Linked DNA regions of Homo sapiens: regions 2 and 3 are each linked to region 1. A link is a contact called in ENCODE Hi-C or POLR2A ChIA-PET data. All regions are on one chromosome and are shown on one strand. Each heading gives the region's core, a stretch centred on a gene start or an enhancer-like site at or near the end of the contact. The rest is flanking DNA. Distances are from core to core; before and after follow the strand shown.

Evidence for each region. Hi-C counts contacts between places; a loop is a spot of excess contacts on that map. ChIA-PET counts read pairs that join two places held with the same protein, here RNA polymerase II (POLR2A). Pooled maps may share reads with other maps.
Region 2: a map of G401 shows a loop between it and region 1 (6-fold over the local background). The contact joins the promoter of CARD11-AS1 here to the enhancer-like site in region 1. A Hi-C loop is called at or near these places in 1 of 168 maps with a recorded cell type or tissue (G401).
Region 3: a map of sciatic nerve shows a loop between it and region 1 (2.9-fold over the local background). The contact joins two enhancer-like sites. A Hi-C loop is called at or near these places in 6 of 168 maps with a recorded cell type or tissue (B cell, CD14-positive monocyte, HCT116 and 3 more), 19 of 37 single-sample maps with no recorded cell type and 11 of 50 pooled maps. POLR2A ChIA-PET finds 5 or more read pairs at or near these places in 7 of 52 experiments (A549, GM12878, MCF 10A and 4 more).

What each region holds. Positions count from the first base shown.
Region 1 is chr7:2,819,312-2,822,174 of GRCh38, reverse strand. All of the region lies in intron 1 of GNA12 (G protein subunit alpha 12), which reads left to right. Among named protein-coding and RNA genes, the nearest start is that of GNA12, 24 kb to the left of the region's middle. RefSeq lists enhancers at 1-478, 479-1,168. Within about 2 kb of position 1,499, at least 21 of the 41 ENCODE cell types and tissues checked have a DNase peak (open chromatin) inside an H3K27ac peak, as active enhancers do.
Region 2 is chr7:2,942,667-2,945,529 of GRCh38, reverse strand. It overlaps CARD11-AS1 (CARD11 antisense RNA 1), which reads right to left and starts at 1,495. Exons shown (of 2, transcript NR_187443.1): 1 at 1,022-1,495. It overlaps CARD11 (caspase recruitment domain family member 11), which reads left to right. Exons shown (of 25, transcript NM_032415.7): 5 at 993-1,318.
Region 3 is chr7:2,708,224-2,711,086 of GRCh38, reverse strand. It overlaps AMZ1 (archaelysin family metallopeptidase 1), which reads right to left. Exons shown (of 7, transcript NM_001384743.1): 4 at 2,371-2,499; 5 at 1,843-2,012; 6 at 1,271-1,447. Among named protein-coding and RNA genes, the nearest start is that of AMZ1, 21 kb to the right of the region's middle. RefSeq lists enhancers at 404-453, 464-683, 829-1,524, 1,444-1,543 and a silencer at 1,124-1,283. Within about 2 kb of position 1,431, at least 4 of the 41 ENCODE cell types and tissues checked have a DNase peak (open chromatin) inside an H3K27ac peak, as active enhancers do.

The DNA.
Region 1 (2,863 bases), core at 250-2,749:
AATTTGTAGGTTTAGATAAAAAGTTAAAAGAGAATGGGAAGGCTAAGCACATTCTAACGTTTTTTAGCTAGGTTTGTTAAGAAATGTTGGTGGTAATCTGAATCACCCTTGTTGATGTGTATATCACATTTTACATAGTTCTAGTCATCACATCCTGGAATGTCAGCCTGGGCGGGCATGCGAGGGCCTGGTCTGATTCCCCTGTGTCCCTAGGGCCTGGCACCATGGCAGCACATAGTAGGCATTTGAGTATTTGTTGGATGCATAAATAAATTCTTGTAATAAATACAGGAAAAAGGTCTTAGGGAACTTGAAAGCCAAATTTTAATATTGATGATCTTGTAAACAAAGTATTTTTCATGTTTTAGTAACATGAAGGTCAGGATTCCACTAAGCAGGAATATGGTGTAACCTCATGTTTCCTGGCAACTAGCCCTTTGCTACTAGACTTGCCACAGGAAGGGAAAGAGCTTACCTAGCATTGTTCATCACTGTCTTGCTAAGGTGGAGGAAAACGAGGAGCAGGGAGCTGAGAAAATAGAATAACTGCAGGAGTTTCTCTTGTCCATAGGGCACACCGTTTGGGGTGAATTGTTTTGCTTGGGGCCACCCAGTGAGTTCGTTTGGAGTTGCAAGCCTCGCTTCCTTATATAGAGTCATTGATACAATTGGGGAGTTTCCTGAGTGGATGATTAAAGCAGTTCTGTATTCATTCTTCTCTGTAAGTGCCAACACCTGGCCGTGATTTCTCTGCGGTCAGCTGGAGACTGACATCCATTTTCTCACAGTATTTACGAGGGAAGGGAACCCTGGTTGGTGAATTCATTCTCATGGTCTTTTTGCCCGAGTCAGCAGCAAGACAGTCACCTTGCCACGGGAGGCAGCGTGTCCCTGTGTTGAACAGGCGGAGAGTCTCCCCTCAGGATACAGCAGGAGTGATTGGAATGATTCTGTTTCTCAGCCTGTCTTGCAGAACATCTGTAATCTAAGCGTCATCACAAAAATTCTTAAGCCAAGAATAAGCAGAACATTAACCAGAGAATAATTGATTGGCATCTTTCACCTAGACAACATTTTTGTGAAATGGGAGTGATTCCTGTGGAGTTTTGTCCATGTTGATGAAAACATGGATGTAGGCCGGGCGCGGTGGCTCACGCCTGTAATCCTGGCACTTTGGGAGTCCAAGGCAGGAGGTTTCTTGAAGTCAGCAGTTCAAGACCAGCCTGAGCAACATAGTGAGATCCCATCTCTATCAGAAATTTTTAGAAATTAGCTGGCCATGGTGGTGCATGCCTGTAATCCCAGCTACATGGGAGTCTGAGGCAAGAGGATGGCTTGAGTCCAGGAGCTTGAAAGCTGCAGAGAGCTGTGATTGCACCACTGCATTCCAGCCTGGGTGACAGAGTGAGATCCTGTCTCTAAAGTAAAAAGTTTTAAAAGACACAGTTGGAGTTTCCTCTTTGGAAGATTACAGGGCAGAGGCCAGGGTGGTCAGTGAGTCAGGAGCTGGTGACTGGCCGGTGGGGCAGGTCTGGACAACAAGCAGCTGCCACACTGTGTGTCACTTCCGTGCTCTGTGCTTTACAGCGCTTGGGACTTTCTTTTTCAATTTTTTAGCTTTTTTAATTTTATTTTTTATTTTTTTGTAGCGATAGGTTTTGCATGTCTCCTGGGCTAGTTTCAAGCGATCCTCTCACCTCAGCCTCCCAAAGTGCTGGGATTACAGGCATGAGCCACCATGCCTGGCCTCAGCTTAAAAAAAAAAAAAAAAAAGCTTTATTGAGCTATAACTCACATATCATACCATGCCCTCATTTAAAGCCTACAATTCAGTGGACTTCAGTCTATTTACAGAGCTGTGCAGCCATCACCACAGTCAATTTTTAAAACATTTTCATCACCCCAGAAAGAAACCCTGCAGCCACTGCACATTTTCCTCCTGCCCCAGCCCCAGCCCCGGGCGGCCACCAGCCCACTTTCGACACCGTGGATTTCTCTCGACGCTGTTGATTTGCCTTTTCTGAACATTTTATGTAAATGGAATCATACAGTATGTTGTCTTCTGCGACGGACTTCTTAGCATCGTTTCTTCAAAGTTCATCCATGCTGTAGCGTGGCATCGTCATCCCTCTAAGCGGCCGAATAGCATTCCCTTTTGCTACGCCCCGTTTTGTTTATCCGTGCCTCAGTCAGTGGCATCTAGGTTCTTTCCATCTTTTGTGTGTTATGAATGATGTTGCTATAAACATCCATGTGCGGGTTTTGGTGTGAACATGTTTTCTCTTGGGTGTATTCCTAGGAGTGGAATTGCTGAGTCAAATGGTTGCTTTATGTTTAACATTTTGACGAGCTACCCGAGTGTTTCTGAATTGGCCGCAACATTTCTGTTCCCACCAATATAACGTCTTTGGGGTCTAACCGTGCTTGTGTTTATCTGTCCTTTGAATTCCAGCCATCCCGTTTTCGGTTTGCCTTTCCTCGATGGTGAATGAGGTATAGCATCTTTTCATGTGCTTATGGGCCATTTGCGTATCTTCTTTGGAGATATGGCTATACAGATCCTTTGCCCATTTTTTTAATTTGGATTATTTGTCTTTTATGCAGACTAGGGAATTTCTTAAGGGGACTGCTTTTGGTTATTGTGTTTCTCACTTATAAACTCACCTTTCAGTAATGAGTCACATACACCTCCACAGCTGTTTTGGTTTTCTGTTGCCACTGTAACAAATTACCACAGGCTTCGGGACTTAAAACATTTATTTGTTAGCTCCTAGTTGCTTGGGTCAGAGGTCTGGGCACAGTGTGGCTCAGTTGGTTGCCCTGAGTGTCATGAGACTAACAGGAAGGTTCCAGCCGGACTGTG
Region 2 (2,863 bases), core at 246-2,745, 120 kb before region 1:
CCTTGCCTTGCCTGCATTCTTTCTAGTGTCTCATGGGCCAGAGCCCTTGAGCATCTTGCCTTCTTAATCTTCCTTTCTAAACATTCTTGAATCAGTCTTCTCGCCCGCCCCAACACTTCCCACAGTCCAGACTCCCACAACCCCATTAACTCTCCATATCCATTCCCGATCTGTTCCAGTGCTTTCTCCATTCTTCCTCCCCTATTTAAAACCCTTTGGTGGTTTTTCATTGCTTCTTTGTAAAGACCCAGGTCTTGGCCAGGCACAGTGGCTCATGCCTGAAATTCCAACACTTTTGGAGGCTGCAGCCATAGAATTGCTTGAGCCCAGGAGTTCCAGGCTGCAATAAGCTATGATCATGCCCCTGCACTCCAGCCTGGGTAATAGAGCGAGACCCTGTTTTAAAATATAAAAAAAGTCCCAGGTCTTTAATGCAGCCCACAAGGACCCTTCATGATCCAGTCCCTGCTGACACCACCAGCCTCGCCTTTCTCTTCTCTCTCTCTCCTTCGGCCACTTTGGTCTTCGTTCAGTTCCTGAAATATGCCAAGTTCCTCCCTCCTCCCCATATGGCCTTGGCAATGTTGTTCCCCTTTCCTAGAATGCCTTTTCCCACCCGAACTTAACATTTTACCTCAACCATCAGGAGCCTTCTCCAACCCCCTCTGCCCACAAGGCTGGATCTGGGCCCCTGCTACACACTCTCATAGCCCCATCTACCTTTACTTTGTGAAATCCTCACGGTCTGTAATTCTATTTGTGGTATCATTTGATTTTTTTAAATGTGTTTCTCTTATTACACCCTAAGCTCTCCCGGGGCCAAGGCTGTGAGTCTCGCTCACTCTGAATCCCCAGTGCCTCGTGGGCAGAGTGAGTAAAGAGCTTGGCACAACGTTGGTGAGTGAGTGAATGAATGGCACCTGCCCTGCGTCTGGAACCTCCTTTTTCCACTTCCCAGTCCTCAGGCCTGACTGGGTGCCCCCTCTCCACAGTGGAGGAAGGCCACGAGGGCCTCACGCACTTCCTGATGAACGAGGTCATCAAGCTGCAGCAGCAGATGAAGGCCAAGGACCTGCAACGCTGCGAGCTGCTGGCCAGGTTGCGGCAGCTGGAGGATGAGAAGAAGCAGATGACGCTGACGCGCGTGGAGCTGCTAACCTTCCAGGAGCGGTACTACAAGATGAAGGAAGAGCGGGACAGCTACAATGACGAGCTGGTCAAGGTGAAGGACGACAACTACAACTTAGCCATGCGCTACGCACAGCTCAGTGAGGAGAAGAACATGGCGGTCATGAGGAGCCGAGACCTCCAACTCGAGGTGAGGGGTGCCCAAGGGCTACTCCGCCAGGGTGACCCGGGGGAAACAAATGTCACCAGGGCTCAATTCTCCCATAAAGCAGGTGCAGGCACATGCACGTGGTCTGCCGGAGCTTCCTGCCAGCCAGGTGTGGGGGAATGGAGGACACAGGGCCTCTGGGAGTTCTAGGTCCACTATGCACCTGCACGTGTACCCATAGTGCTTAGCGCTACCGGGTAAGCGGCCTACATCCCCTGTGCGCATGGGCAGACATGCGCACAAGGACCGACCCAGTGCGCAGCTTTCCACCACCGGCTCAGTCCCAGATCCACCTTGCACATGCGCATGCAGACCCAGAATGGCTCACTCCGCAAATGAATTAAGGAGATTTACATCTTCTTTTTTCTTTTCTTTTATTTTCCTTTCCTTCTTTTCTTTCTTTCTTTTTCTTTTCTTTTTTTTTTTTTTTTTTTTTTTTTTTTTTGAGACAGGGTCTTCCACTGCCCAGGCTGCAGTGGTGTGATCATGGCTCACTGAAGCCTTGACCTCCTAGACTCAAGTGATCCTCCTGTCTCAGCCTCCAAAGTAGCTGGGACTACAGGTGCCCACCATCACGCCAGGCTATTCTTTCAATTTTTTTGTAGAAAAGGGGTCTCGCTATTTTGCCCAGGCTGATCTGCAACTCCTGGGCTCAAGTGATCTGCCTCCCTTGGCCTTACAAAGTGGTGGGATTACAGGTATGAGCCACTGCACCCGGCCTCGTTCATTCTTTCTGTTTATTGAGTTCCATCGGGTACCAGGCTTTTTGTTTTTGGGTTTTTTGGAGGAGTTTTTTGGACAGAGTCTCACTCTGTCACCCAGGCTGGAGTGCAGTGGTGTGATCACAGCTCACTGTAGCTTTGGCCTTGCAGGCTCAGGTGATCCTCCCACCTTAGCCTCCCAAGTAGCTGGGACTACAGGTACATGCTATGCCAGCTAATTTTTTTCTATTTTTATCCTACCCACCCCCCTTTTTCTATTTTTAGTAAAGACAGGGTTTCACCATGTTGCCCAGGCTGGTCTTGAACTCCTGGGCTCGGGCAATCTGCACACTTGGCCTCCCAAAGTGCTGGGATTACAGGTATAAGCCACCACACCTGGCCCCCAGGCTCTTTTCCAGGGATACATAGCTGAAGACTAAAACCCTTCTGTCGTGGAACTAACATTGTAATCAGAAAACAAATGCATAGATACTTGGTAGAAATGAGTGCTATCAAGAAGAGAAGACAGGGCGTGAGGACAGAACATGAGGATTGCTACTTTAACTAGGGTGTCCAGGAAAGGTCTCTGAGAAGGAGACACATGAAGAGAGATCTGAAGGGATGAAAGGAGCCAACCATGCAAGTCTCAGGGGAAAGCACTCGCAAAGCCCATAAGTAGGGGGCATTTTGTTTTTGTTTTTGTTTTTGTTTTTGAAGAAACAGCAGGAAGGCTGAGCTTGATGGCCCACACCTGTAATCCCAGCATTTGGGGAGGCCAAGGCGGGAGGATTGCTTCAGTCCAGGAGTTTGAGACCAGCATGGGCAA
Region 3 (2,863 bases), core at 182-2,681, 110 kb after region 1:
AGATCCAGGTGGATCCAGGCTATGCCAGGTCAGCACGTGTAGGGAGGGGCATACACTTTCTAAAAGTTCATGTCAGATGGTTGCACAAGACCCCAGGTGAAGGCATCAAATGAGAGCTCTCAACCCTTTCTGCAGACCAAGCTGCCCCTGTGCCTGTTACACAGCCTCAGGAAGGTACTAAGAGCTGCCCCTTGACGGGGCACAGCTGGCAGCAGCAACCTTTACAAGGCATCACCAGGTGCTGACCAGCCATCACGCCACCTGTACCCTCGGGAGATGCTCCTACCCTCAGCCATGGCTGCGCCTGGGTTCCCCCCAAGTCACAGGCTCTTCTCCTTACACTTGGAAAAGCTGTTTCCTCTGTGCCCCCTTCACCTTCCCTTGACTGCCAGAGTCTTCAGAGAGGATCCCTGCAGAGAGATTCCAGCACTGTGAGCTAGAAATGCCACGGCCTCTAGTTCAGTGTCACCCAGGACCCTGCAAGATACAGCTCCTCACTCTACCCCAGAAGGAAGGAGGGCCCAGCTAGGCCCTGCAGGGGATTCTGACAGGCTCGGTCCGGGAACCACACCCCCACTTGCCTCAACGGGCGGGAGGAGGATGCAGGGGCTTTCCAGCGCGGTTTCATTGACTGCTCTGGTGCCTGTACGCAGTGAGCACCTTATAACTGGTTGTAGTCCAAAGCTGGGTTTGAAGAAAAATTACCACCACCTGCCTTTGCACTCAGAACTCAGAGTAAAGCTTTTGAGCTTGCAAACAAATGTCCATGAATACGGACGAGCCCTTTGCTCGGCAACCCCACCCAGGCGACAGAGGGAGTTAGGAATGGAGGCCACCTCCAACAAGCCTTGTTGTGTCAGCTCCCACCTCCTCGCAAGGGGCCTGTGCCTCCTCTGAGCAGCAGTGACCCAAGTGTGGGTGACGGGAAAGCAAAGAGAAAGTTACCCTGGGAAGACCGTGCCACCCGCCGGCTGGGCTCCAATGCCAGCTCTTCCTGACAGAGGGAGAAAAGCCCTCGTCCCCACTCGACCCCGCTGCAACCTCCCAGTCACAGCCACCACACGCGGGCCCTGGCAGGACTCGATCTACTGCCAGTGAGATCCGGATGGAGCTCAACCCCAGCGCAGGTCCCAGGGCTCTGCACTGCCTGGAACCCGGCAGTTGACAAAGCCTGTGTGCGGTCCCCATGCCCTGCGTAGCCTCCAGGCGGCGCTCGCGGGCCTCCGGAGCGCAGGTCCCAGCAGCCGGGCAGCGCAACTCAGCCACTCACCTGGTACCTCTCGATGAGCCTGAAACCCAGGACATGCTGCAGCTTCCTCAGGCAGATGGGACAGAGGTCCAGGGGCCGCCGCAGGGCCTCGTCCAGGCTGAGCGCACCCTGCATGAGGCAGCGGAGCCAGCGGCAGTTCCCCAGGCCCAGAAGGTGGCAGAGCTCGTGGCACGTGACCTGGGGGGAAGGCCACCAAGCACCTTGCCTCACTGCCTTGCCCCTGCATCCGGCAGATCCCCAGGCAGCCCCAGCAGGACCAAAATGAGGACCTGGGTGAGGCCAGATGGCCGGGAGGTGGTCCAGGCGCCCTCCCCCTGCCCCAGGCGGCACAGGCCACTTTCAGGGCCCCAGGGGAAAGGTGAGTCAGGGTGGGAGGCCACACAGGATAGGGGCTTGGGGCTCTAATCCCTCCCCTGCTGCTTCATAGCTGTGTAGCCTTGCTTTCCTCATTCCATAGAGTTAGGGGTCCATCCACTTCACTGTGAGGATGGGGCAGTGTAACAGACCGAGGCACCAAGGGCTCAGACAGCACCCTCCTGTCCCCTCTTACCAGCCCCAGAGCCCCCACCCACCTTGCAGCACTGAACCATCCCCAGGGCACTGAAGCACAGGGCCCAGCCCCTGTCCTGCAGGGGGGCCTCGGGGCCGTCTGCTGCTGCCTCTACCAGGGCCAGATCAGGGGCGCTGGGCCCCGACTTCGGGAATTCCCCTGAGAACCGGGCGAAGCTGCAGACGCCCACTTCTGGAGAGAGATGGAGAGAAGGGCACTCTCAGGGGTCAGCCTTGGCTCTGGGGGGCCCACCGTCAAACCCACCTCATGCTCTCATGCAAGCTGGCCATGGCCCAAAGACATACCAGTCCTGGGAGGCCCTGTCCTGCCCACATGAAGTTGGGCCCTGGGGCAGACGCCACAGCTGAGGAACAGCCCCTATGCCATTCCTCAGGAGGAGCTGGAAGGGGCCATCTATTCCCATGCACAGGTGTTGACTTCCACCAGGAGGGTGCTTGAAGCAAAAGCAAAGAGGGTGCCCTGCAGCCACGGAGGCCACAGCCCCATGCCAGGCTACCCCCCACGCACAGCTGCTGGGGCCCCGGCTCACCGTGCCCTGGAAGGAACTTGCTGAAGGTGAAGCTCCAGGCCTCATGGGGGTACAGGTCAGACAGTGTGAGGCCCAGCACACACAGCGCGTCCCCTGGCTTGTTGTTCTTCAAGAAGGACAGGATGCCGTCTGCGGGGAGAGGGCCAGAGGATGGGGTCAGGAGGCAGCCGGGGACCCCCATCTTCCAGGCTCAGGCTGGCACCCCGTCATCCTCTTCCTCTGCCTGGGCCCTGCCCCTTCCCAAGTCAGGTGTGGGCCACCAGCGTTTGGTGTGACCTGAGGGCACACAGTACTGCATGATGTGGAGTGACAGCCAGGGCCATTTGGAGATCAGGACATGGTAAGTCAAAGGCCATGGACAGCCCAGTGGGGACGCTGGAGAGGCAGCCGGGCCAACAAGACTGGCGCTTGCAGCCCCAGGAAGGAGAAGCCACCTCAGCAGCTGAGCGACAGCCCCAGAGAGTCCACGTCTCAGCCCTGGGACCTGTGAGTC